Linked DNA regions of Homo sapiens: all the other regions are linked to region 2. The links are chromatin contacts, found by Hi-C in ENCODE. All regions are on one chromosome and are shown on one strand. Each heading gives the region's core, a stretch centred on a gene start or an enhancer-like site at or near the end of the contact. The rest is flanking DNA. Distances are from core to core; before and after follow the strand shown. Region 1 holds the start of NEMP2 (nuclear envelope integral membrane protein 2). Region 2 has its middle 110 kb from the start of MSTN. Region 3 has its middle 69 kb from the start of NAB1.

What was found. A loop is a pair of places that touch in the nucleus more often than their neighbours do. Pooled maps may share reads with other maps.
Region 1: a map of OCI-LY7 shows a loop between it and region 2 (5-fold over the local background). The contact joins the promoter of NEMP2 here to the enhancer-like site in region 2. A Hi-C loop is called at or near these places in 1 of 168 maps with a recorded cell type or tissue (OCI-LY7), 5 of 37 single-sample maps with no recorded cell type and 4 of 50 pooled maps.
Region 3: a loop to region 2 is called in a map with no recorded cell type, with 3 times the contacts of the local background. The contact joins two enhancer-like sites. A Hi-C loop is called at or near these places in 2 of 37 single-sample maps with no recorded cell type and 2 of 50 pooled maps.

The regions. Positions count from the first base shown.
Region 1 is chr2:190,532,547-190,536,346 of GRCh38, reverse strand. It overlaps NEMP2 (nuclear envelope integral membrane protein 2), which reads left to right and starts at 1,625. Exons shown (of 9, transcript NM_001142645.2): 1 at 1,625-1,788. The coding sequence starts at 1,692. It overlaps NEMP2-DT (NEMP2 divergent transcript), which reads right to left and starts at 1,509. Exons shown (of 5, transcript NR_183903.1): 1 at 1,226-1,509. RefSeq lists a silencer at 1,312-1,961.
Region 2 is chr2:189,951,296-189,955,349 of GRCh38, reverse strand. It overlaps a transcript of AKAP19 not described here. Among named protein-coding and RNA genes, the nearest start is that of MSTN, 110 kb to the left of the region's middle. RefSeq lists an enhancer at 2,131-2,200. Within about 2 kb of position 2,554, at least 3 of the 41 ENCODE cell types and tissues checked have a DNase peak (open chromatin) inside an H3K27ac peak, as active enhancers do; they include OCI-LY7, where a contact is called at or near this core.
Region 3 is chr2:190,716,540-190,720,285 of GRCh38, reverse strand. No RefSeq gene overlaps it. Among named protein-coding and RNA genes, the nearest start is that of NAB1, 69 kb to the right of the region's middle. Within about 2 kb of position 1,330, at least 5 of the 41 ENCODE cell types and tissues checked have a DNase peak (open chromatin) inside an H3K27ac peak, as active enhancers do.

The sequences.
Region 1 (3,800 bases), core at 376-2,875, 580 kb before region 2:
TTCTATCTCTTCTCCAGAAGCAGGGGGTCTTTGCCAGGATCCTGTTGGTGGTAAAGCTTCCTGCCCTTCCCCCAGTGGATAAGGTTTTCATACAGAAGAAAAGTTTGGAGAGGTTAAGTGGAATTTCATGATTGTCCCCCAGTGACAGAACTATCACCTCCTAACATTCTTGTTATCTCCGGAAAAATATTTATTGCTTATAGAGAAAAATGTGGTGTTTCAATATAGCTTCTTTACAGATATTTACTAAGGATCTGTGATATAAATAGCACTTTAAATATTTAGTACATTGCTGCCTGCCCTTTTGTTTCTCCACCAGATATATCTGTAGAAAATACATTCATCATTCAACAACCCACCTGTTTATTTTAGCTACTTTCCATAGTGCCATCCAAAATTAAACCAAATCAAAATGAATGTGGTTAGGTACAAAAGCTGTCTTGCAAGAAGCAAGTGCACACCGCACCTGGGAATACAGGAAAGAATTGGATCAGGGCTCTGCTGTTTCTCTGAAGACAGGCTTCACTCAAGTAATGATGGTTTATTTTTAAAAACCATCCCTCTGAAGAGTCCCTTACAAGGAAATTTCTTAACTTTTTAAAAGCCATACATGGTGTACACATGGTGCCAAGTGCTTAAGGGCAGTTGGTTAAACCTTTCTTTGAGGGCAAGGAAAGCCTAGTCCATCCTACTCAGACTTTTAGGAAAAATGAGGCTTATCTATTTTTAACAGGATAATTTCTGTTACTTTGGGTTCTCTAAGATATCTCACCAAAAGACCAGAATTAGAGAAGACTGTCCTAGTTAAGTATGGAATATTGAGTCAAATTAATGGGTTCCAGGTCCTGTGGAGGGAATGTTCTTTAAAATATATGTATATCTCCTAATTATCAGTATTAAGATCATTCAGGTTATATGTTAATTTAAAAATATATCTATTACATTAAGAAACTTTTTTTTAACATAAGGTAATTTTAAGAGAACCTTGTCATGTTGGTGAAGGAACATTTTACGAGCCCCTCTGTACTCTGAAATGCCGTGTCCGAGATTAGACATACAAGTCAGTGTTACTTAAGCGGCCAAATTTCCAATTTGTTATTGCTTGTTACCAAATGAAAGTAAAAAGATAAACAGAAAGGTAAAATAAAGAAACTGGCTTTTATGTATTTTATTCACAAAAAGGGCGTTTGCCGAAGGACCTTCCCATTCACGGGCTGTCACTCACAGGTGCTCGGAGAATTCAGCCTCCAAATCCGCAGGTCACAGGTCAGCCAAGTTTTAAGAAACACTCCGGGTTAGCGACTCTTCCTCTCTGCAACTCCCACCCCTGCGCCGAGGGCAGCGGGACACGGCCGGGCGGTCCCCAGGGGAAGATGAGGCCCTGGACGCCCCGCGTGCGCTGGAGGCCCGGAGGCCAAGGCCGAGGCCGAGGCCGAGGCCGGGAGCATGCCAGCGGGGTCGCGCCACCGAAAGCTCCTCCGGCCTGGGCCCGCCGTGCCCCGAGGCCGCGGGCGGAGGCTGGAGCAACGAGCCCAACTCTCCCTCCGCCCCGGGGAGGCGGGGTCTCCGCCTTTCCCGCGTTCGGGCCTCACCGCCCCCTCCGCCTTCTCTGAGCCCCCGCGCCACTTCCGCTCCTCGCAGCGGAGCCGGTCCCCTAGGGCTCGGGTCGCACGGAGCTGACCCCTAACGAAATGGGGCCGCGCCAAGGGCGGTGGTGGCTGCTGCTCTGGCTGCCGCCCCTGGCCACACTGCCCGTGCGCGGGGAGGCGGCGGCGGCAGCGTTATCAGGTAACCCGGGACCGGCGGCGGCGGCGCGCGCGTGCGTGCTCGCTCCCCGGCTTCGCGGCTGCCCTGAGGGCGCGCTCTTTGGCCCGGGCGGCACCGCGAGGCCCACTGGGGCGGGCGCTCCCTTTTCTCGCTTTGGGGTCTCCCGGGCAGGCCCCGCCCGCCCTTCCTGTCTTACTGGGCTTCCGTAGTCTCTCGCCTGGCAGTTGGACATTTTGTAATTTTAGAATTAGAAGCAACCGCGCGATCCAGTCGCCCAATTCCCTCGTTTTACAGAAGCAACCGAAACTCAGAGAGGTTTTGATTTGCCCAGGGTCACACAGCTTGTCACTGGCACAGCTGACCCTAGTCTCCAGACTTTCAGCACACGGCCTTTTGTACAGTACATCAATGCGTGTTGAAATCCTTGTTATTTCACTATCTCGCATTCCTTTGGTCTCAAGACTAGAGAAGGTAACAGCTTCAGCTTCAGAATCGGAGCGAAAATTCTTCTGCCCCTGACTGTTGTGACCTTGAGCGAGTAAACATAACGGTCCCACGTGAGCGGCAGGTAATGAGGCCTCACAAGGTTCTTGTGGTGTTCGTGTGCACAATGCCTGGCACACAGGAAGCAAGAACTGGTAGCGGCTGCTAGCTGTAGGGGCTCGCCACGGAGTGGGCTTAAGATGCTGGCACACTGGGGAAGGATCTGGGAAGGACACCTGGGGAAGTCAGAAACCTAGAGTTCCAACTCCAGACCTGCCGCTAACTTACCATGAGCTTCACATTTCTGTTTCTTTTTTTTTTTCCCCTCATAAAATCTTTTAAAAGATTTCCTGGGTGCACTGTCTACCAACTTCCCTTCCTTGCTTTGGCTACCCTGGTTTCAAGGGAGGCTGCCAAGTGTATTCTTTTAGCTGGGCATGGCCCTCCCTCCGGTTATACCGCGGTTTTTTATCTAAGGATGAATGAGAGACTGGATGTTGATGAGGTCATTATCAGATTCTGCCACAGCTCCCAACTGAGGGAATCTTGCAGTGAGTTATATGTTGGGGAAGTGTTGGATTCCAGTTTTCATTGAAGAGAAATTTTTTGAGTGTTCAGTATGTGCTAGGCAGTGTTATAAGTGCTTTAACTGCAGTATCTATCATATTTAATACCCATAGAAGCCCTATGCGGGAAAGCACCATTTTATACCCATTTTACAGATGAGAAAACGAAGGTTTGGTAGTAAGAAATACAACAATTTTATGCTGGTGAAAAAATAAAACACAAATCTGTCTAAGCAGGAAGGTTTCTGGGCATGGCAACAGCGAGAAAATTAGAAGTAGCCTTAGACCAGCACCCAGCACCTTGGGTTCTAGACCACTCATTCCTTCAGCCACAACTTGTGGTATAACCTTGGTCCAGGCACAGAGTCTTTATGGACCGTAGTTTTCTCTTGAGTAAAATGAAGATGTTTTTACTGAAGAGTTTCCAGTATTTTCCTCACCTCAGTGAACCTGGTGTTTTTAAAGTTTTTATGTTACCGCATTTAGTATAATAGTAACAGCCTGCTTCTCTGCTTTGTTAATCAAAGACACACATAAATACTTATTGGAGCTTCTGTTCTGCCTGAGACATGCAGGATGCCCACTGACTTGATAAAACTAGTCCACAGCTAAGAAGAATGGCAACTTTTGTAGCCTTAGAGGGATGCCTGCCATTCCGGTAGGCTTTCCAATACGGACTGTGAAGCGCCCAGCATCTGGTAGTGTGCCAGTGACACTGTTGGCAGCCCTGGATTAGACTAGGCTTAAGAACCATAGCTGCTCTTTAAAAGTCTATGGTTTCTTGAGGACCCTGAGAGGAAACAGCTGGTACTTCCTTTAAGCGAGGGGCTTGGATTAGTGATACCTAAGGTGCCTTCCTGTTCTAAAATTTTGTCTTGAATAACACACACTTCAATGGAATGGAGAACATTCAGACCAACCCCAGCTTTCTGTCACTCTATTTGGAGGAAAGTCAGAGACAGTTGACACAGGAGGAGCAGGTAG
Region 2 (4,054 bases), core at 1,305-3,804:
AAAGTATGGTATACATATATACCATAGAATACTAGCAAAAAAAACAAAAAACAAAAACAAAATACGAAACAAGAAAGAAAGAACGTCTTTTACAGAAACACAGATGCAACTAGAGGCCATTATCCTTGGTGAAATGACTCAGGAAGTTAAAAACCACATGTTCTCACTTATAAGTGGAAGCTAAACAACGGGTACATGCAGACATACAGAGTAAATAATGAACACTGGAGACTCCAAAAGGTGGGAGGGTGGGAGGCAGGTACAGATGAAACATGATCCTATGGAGTACAATGTACACTATTTGGGTGATGAGTACACTAAAAGCCCAGCATTCACCACTATGCAATATATCCATGTAACACCACTGTACTTGTACCCCTAAGTCCATAAATAAAAAATATTTTTTTAAAAAAGAATTTGCTAACTGAATAGTTTAAAGATAAACTTTTTAGAGGTCAAAGATATTGGGCATGTAAATATTGTGGTAATTTAAACATCAGTAGTATGCAAAAATGTACAACTGCCTGGTCTAATTCTGAGCAAGGATGCAGAGATCATTTTTGCTGATAAATGAATATCAGAAAAGTCACTGATGGTCAATAAAACTGCAGTGTTCCAAATAAATTACTCTGACATATGCCAACAAATGTTGGGAAAAAATTAGTCACTTATGATAAAAATGATGCAAAAATGTGTTAGTTGTAACATAGTTTTAAATATATATAACATTCAAACATAATGTGATTTAACCCATTTATGCCTGAGGTTGCAATTTTTTGAATTTTTACAGTCAGACCTTGGTGATGACCTTGAGCAGTAGGATATAAATGACTCCCACATGCTTAGCATTCCATTAATGGAACACTAGGCATATTAATGTGTATGTATTTGTAAGACTTCTTATATAAACATGTCACCAAACCAGAAGAAGTTTGGTCATATCACATGTTCTGATCTTATCATATGTTCTGATCTTATCATATGTTCTGATCTTTTCATTTGCAAAATATAGTTACCATAAATTTAAGTAAACAGTGTGTGTACATATGCAAATTTATCATAATGCCACTTAGAATCTATTGTGTAAGGATGTGGATGCATTAAACAATTTTCTTATGAGAAAATAGCTGTTTTCTTATAATCTGATAAAGTAGGTGTGCCACTTGTTTATACCAACAGGGTAAGAAAAAAGACTTGCGGAATGTTTCTTTGAGAAATACCTGATCTGGATTGTATCTCTTTCCTTCTCTTTCTCCTTCTCTTGCCTTCCCACTGACAGGGATTCCCCAACCTTGATGTTCATTTTACTACTACATCTTCACTTGACCTGTCTGGCTCAACATACATCCTCATCTCTTTCAACTATCAGCTTGACTTCTTTTCTCTCTGACAATGTTTTCATGTTGGCAATACCCTTGCAGGCTTCATTCATTCATTCAATCAATATCATAAACAATAAACAAACAAAAGATGCAGCTTAGTGGTTAAGAGGTGGACTCCAATGCCAGACAGCTTAAGTTTGTATCTTGGTTCTACCAGCTGTTAGCCATTAGAACTTGGGAAAATCACTTAACTTACGTGCATCAATTTCCTCATCTGTAAAAATGAGGTGATATTGATACTGTACTAACAATATCACCTCATAGATTGTTGGGAGAAATGAATGAATCAATATATCTAAAAGTCTTTGTTTTTTTTTTTTTTTTTTTTTTTTTGAGATGGAGTTTCACTCTTGTCACCCAGGCTGGAGTGCAATGGTGCAATCTGGGCTCACTGCAACTTCCGCCTCCAAGGTTCAAGAGATTCTCCTGCCTCAGCCTCCTGAGTAGCTGGGATTACAGGCATGCACCACCATGCCTGGCTAATTTTGTATTTTCAGCAGAGACAGGGTTTCACCATGTTGGCCAGGCTGGTCTCAAACTCCTGACCTAGGTGATCTGCCCATCTTGGCCTCCCAAAGTGCTGGGATTACAGGTGTGAGCCACCATGCCCGGCCTATATCTAAAAGTCTTATAACAGTGCTCAATATGTACTAAGAATCATATAACTGTCAGCTGATTTTATTATTAATCTTATTATTATCATTATTTGAGCACCTATATGCCAACCACTCTACTACATATTCGGATTATATTAGTGAACTCGACGGACAAGGCCTTGAGTAAAGCCCTTTTAGATGCAGCCTGTCCCCACTTTCCCTATTGCAGACTTGTAAGTGGGCCCTGAACAAAAATCTGGCCAGGGATGTTATCACATTTAACAATAGGCACCAAAATTACTAAACCAGCAAGAAAAGACACAATCCCTACAACTGGCATAGATAACAAAAGCCACCTGACCTCCTATTTTTAATTTCTGTTGATATTACCATAATCTTGTTCTGTTTTGTTTAACTCTAGTTCTCACTTCCCCCTTTCCATCACTACAGTCTGCAATTTTCAAGTCCTAAATGAGTGTAACTGAAAGTAACTTATTTACAAAGAAGATTCATGATCATTATAGTTATATAAGAACCAATTCATTAAATAGCCAAAATAAAAAGGAAACACCCTCAGACTATACATTCAAAGTTATCGAAGATGTGATCAAAAAATAAGTAGAAGTTCTTAAAAGGATACGTCACATGTAATTCTCCTACAGTTGCACACAGTAAGTGCAGTAGAAGTATCCTGTTTCAAAATGATCATAAAAGCAACTGTAACAGAATATTTTTAGATATTGAAACGTTGATCTTTTTACTCCCCATTGTTAACTTTCTTTTACCATTTCTCCTAATTTATAAATATTGTTCTCATATAGGAGAACAGATAAAACCTAAAATAAAAGAGCTAAATTCTTGCTTAGAATTCCAAAATAAGATCTTCATAATATGACTTCTATTTCTAAGATCTAGGTACTCATTCAAGGAGAAAAAAAAAATGATATGATTTTGTTTCAGTTCCAAAAAGGTCTGGTTTGGAAGACTGGAAGCTCAAGCTGTGTGAAGTACCATTGACCAGCTTAAGGCAGGAGACGAAATAAGCCCCTTTCTTGTATAGGGGAGGAAAAACTTTCTTCTACCCTCTTAGGTTCTGTGGCTGGGCCTGAGAATTAAACTAACATAAGACAGAGTAACAGGGAAAAAGCATACAAGTTTTATTTAATATTTTTACATGCATGGGAGCCCTCATAAGGAAAATGAATGTCTGAAAAAGCAGTTAGGCTCAAAAGTGTGTATACCTTTTAAAACAAAGAATGATAAATTGTGAGGATACAAGACAAAGGGTATTAGGCTAGGGGCAGTACATTGTGAGGCAGTGACCAGGAAATATATGGGGGAAACCAGTGGAAGATAAGGATTGTTTTCAGTTTGTGTAGTTTGTTTGTTTAGTTCTCTTTTGGCAGTAACTCCCAGTCTCCAGTGTTAAGAATGTTCTTCTATTCCTGGTTCAGGAAGAACACTTTTCTCATGGGAAATTTTATAACCTGCTTTTAGATAAGAACATTTGAGAGGTCACAGAGTTCTTCCTGCATTTGCTATTTCTCGAGTGCCTTCAGCTCAAAATAATTCTTATGCCAGAGTGACATATTTTGGGGTGGCATATTCTGATCTCCTATACTTGCCTTCAGCAAATGCTATTCTAAAACGAAGATGAGCTAAATGATTCTCTAACTTTAGACTTTTAGGTATTGGAAGAGTGAAGAAATATTTTTAGGACAATGAAAATAGGTAATGGCTATTGTGTTGACCCATACCTCTACTTCCTTATTTGAAAGCTTTAGATTTGGCTTTCAAAGTACTTAAAGCATTTACCAACTGATGAAAGGGAAGAAAACAGTGCCACAAAGATACTGAAGAGGAAGATTCAGCTGGGCGCAGTGGCTTACATCTATAATCCCAGCACTTTGGAAGGCCAAGGTGGGCGGATTACTTGGTGTCAGGAGTTCGAGACCAGCCCTGGCCAACATGGTGAAACCCCGTCTCTACCAAAAATACAAAAATTAGCCGGGTGCGCTGGCACATGCCTGTAATCCCAGCTACTTGGGAGGCTGAGGCAGGAGTATTGCTTGAACC
Region 3 (3,746 bases), core at 81-2,580, 770 kb before region 2:
CTCCTTCTTCTTTTAACTGCTTGCACATCTTTAAGACTCAGCCTTGGAGACACGTCTTTTAAAAAGCCTTGAATGGGCCTGGGAAGTGGCTCACACCTGTAATCCCAGCACCTTCAGAGGCCAAAGTGGGAGGATCACTTGAGGCCAGGAGTTCAAGACTAGCCTGGACAACATGGTGAAAGCCCGTCTCTACTAAAAACACAAAAATTAACCGGGTATGATGGCACACACCTGTAATCCCAGCTACTCAGGAGCCTGAGGCATGAGAATCACTTGAACCTGGGGAGGCTGCAGTGAGCCAAGATTGAACACCACTGCTCTCCAGCCTGGGCAACAGAGCAAGACTCTGTCTCAAGAAAAAAAAAAAAAAAGATACCTTCTCTGACCACTCCCTCTATTCTTCCCTTTCCCATAACACTAAGTCATATGCGCCCAAAACAATTTGTGCACATCTCCATCAGTGAGTGGTTTTCCATGATGGTCATCCTCCCCGACTAGGCTGGTGTATTCTAGTGTGCTCACCTTTGGGGGTCTCTACTACTGATTATTTGCAAGACCTAAGGCAACTTATTTCACTTTGTAAGCTTCTGTTTCCTCAACTACAAAACCAGGTTATTAATAGAAATTGTATGTAAGGAACCTAGCACAATGCTTGATATACAGTAAGTGCAAAGTATGTTAAATGTTTAATAAATTAATGTCATAGGAACACCATTAGAAAACTCCTTAAAAGAAAAATATTTATTTTTTAAGCACTTGTAGGGACAAGGAGCTTGTCCCCTTGTTTGATAATTCTATTTATAGTGTAACTGAAGCCATCGTAGTTTGACTCACACTAGTTTTATTGACAAAAATGAGTGCCCTCTGCCCCTACTCCCAGTGTCCCCTGTTCTGCTAAAGAATCTTGAGACTCTCTCAAGGTGCTCTGTCATGTGTATTCAGAAACTGGTCCCTCTGGGGCAAAGCTGTTCTCAGCTGGTGCCTGTGGCTGCCACCACTGCTGTGGCCTGAGGACAGAAGTCATAACCCTCCTCTGCTTTGCCTCAGGGGTTGGTTGTGGACCTTTCCCCTTAATTCCTCTCAGGACATCAGAAGTCAAAATATTTGAGACACTGATCAGATCACAATAAAGGTTCAGGGACAATGGAAAGGAAACAGAAAACAGAGAATAAGTCAGTGCCAGGCACAGGTCCTTCCCCCTCCAGGAGGAAGTGCCCTGGGGACTCAACAGTCACCTTTCCTGGGAAATCCAGTCAGACTGACTCTAGTCCCAGCATTCTGATTTCCCGCCCCATGACTGACCTCTTCTGAGGACAGCTGGCAGTGAGCAGTTCCAGTCCCTTCAGGGGAAACCCCACCTGCATAATCTCAGGGTGATTCATCGCCAGTGCAATTCCCCAAAGCCCCATCATTCAGTCTTGCCTGTTGCCACTCTGTTGATCATGAAAATCGTGGCTACCACATCTAGTTTACTAAACAATCCTTGTTCGTAGGAAGTACAGGCGTGAAATAATTTATTTTTCTACAGTCACTTGCCTTCAGTTCTGCCATGTTCACGATCTCTCTGCTGAGTTCCCTGACAATATCTTGGTTAGATCTCTAGGGTTCCAGTCACTTTCAAAGATTAACAGCCCGATTCGGTATAGTCTGTGAACGCTGAAGGTCTGAGACAGGGCTCGGTTAATTTAGAAAGTTTATTTTGCCAAGGTTGAGGATGCACCCATGACACAGCCTCAGGAAGTCCTGAAGACATGTGCCCAATGTGGTCGGGGCACAGCTTGGTTTTATACATTTTAGGGAGACATGAGACATCAATCAACATATGTAAGAAGTACATTGGTTCCATCTGGAAAGGCAGGACGACTTGAAGTAAAGGCAGGAAGACTCGAAGCGGGGAGGGAGCTTCCAGGTCACAGATAGCTGATACACAAACGGTTACATTCTTCTGGATTTCTGATTAGCCTTTCCAAAGGAGGCAAGTCAGATATGAATCTATCTCAGTGAGCAGAGGGGAGACTGCGAATAGAATGCGAGACACGTTTGCCCTAAGCAGTTTCCAGCTTGAGTTTTCCTTAGTGATTTTGGAAGCCCAAGATATTTTCCTTTCGCAAGTCCAATTTAAAGCTTCCGTCTGGGTCCAATGCAATGACCAATGTCCACTCCGCCAGCCCTGGCCAGCCCCCACCAGAGGGACTCAGGGTGTGGAGTAGCACACCTGCTCCGGCAGCATCCTCCTCTATTCTGTGCAGTCCTCCCATCTGTGTGGACTAGTGAGGAGGAACAGGAGAGACAGACAAGTGTTTCTCACCTGCCTGGCCAGGGCTGGCAGCTGGTGGCAGACATCCAAATACTGGCTTCCTCACTGATGCTTATGTGAATTTTCCAGAAGCCCCACAGATGCCTCCCACTTCACAGTCTCTACCATCTGCTCCTACCCTTGGTGATTCACCCCACTGGTTTTTATTGTTGTTGTTGTTACCAGGGTCCACTTTCCTGGCAGCCAGTTCTCTTGGGTGGGATATGGGTGAGACAGGCTCAAGGCTGGCTGCTTTCTATGCGTTCCTTTGATCTGTGAAATCACACTTCCATCACCAAATGCTAAATGGTAGGCATGGGAGCTGCAGCACTCTACCCTTTCTCTCTGCCTCCTTCCAATTCTCTTTTCTACTTGTCACATTGGACAGAGGTGGGCCAGGCCGTCTACGTATAAGCAGACATCAAATTGGTGAGTGAGGAGGGAGCAGGAAAAGCACCTCCTCACTCTGCAGCCCCCCCAAGGAAGCAGATGACTCACCAACAGTCTCTCCTCTTGCCCCGATCTGTTTATATGGACTGGAAGCAGGTGGTAGAGATGAAGATTAGGGAAGCAGAGGAAGTTCAGCCACTTCTTAACCAGCCCTGAAAGGGATTCCTGATCCCCATTCATTTACTTTTCTTAATTGTTTGCTCCTTGACACTTCTTTGCCTCAGCTTTGGATTCCAGTTGTCAATTCCAGAGCAACAAGAAAAATGCCGGCCGGGCGCGGTGGCTCACGCCTGTAATCCCAGCACTTTGGGAGGCCGAGGCGGGAGGATCACGAGGTCAGGAGATCGAGACCATCCCGGCTAAAACGGCGAAACCCCGTCTCTACTAAAAATACAAAAAATTAGCCGGGCGTAGTGGCGGGCGCCTGTAGTCCCAGCTACTTGGGAGGCTGAGGCAGGAGAATGGCGTGAACCCGGGAGGCGGAGCTTGCAGTGAGCCGAGATCCCGCCACTGCACTCCAGCCTGGGCGACAGAGCGAGACTCCATCTCAAAAAAAAAAAAAAAAAAAGAAAAATGCCTACCAGTGTTGTGTTGTCACTATGAAACCCTAGACATTGTAGTAGGGCCTTTATACACAGAATCTCTATGTAAGCCTCAAAACCTTATTTTTTGCCCTAATTTTGTTGGTTAGGAAATAGCAACTCGGATAGTTCAAGTACATTTCTCAATCGCACAGTTAATAGTGGTAGGCCCAGGACTTAGACCCAGTGTATTGGACTGTAAAGACCTTCCACCCCTCTCAACTGTCTCTCATAGAAATTTCCTCTTGTGGTTGAGCTGAATTCTGCACCCTTGGAACTTTAAACATCCCAGTCCTAATTCTGTCTCTAGAGTAACACTAAAGAAGTCTAATGTGTTCTACCTGCCAAGAGTTTTGGATATTGTTTGCTCTAGAATCTGGCATGTGGCTGGCATTATTAGGAGATTAGGTCATTCTGGC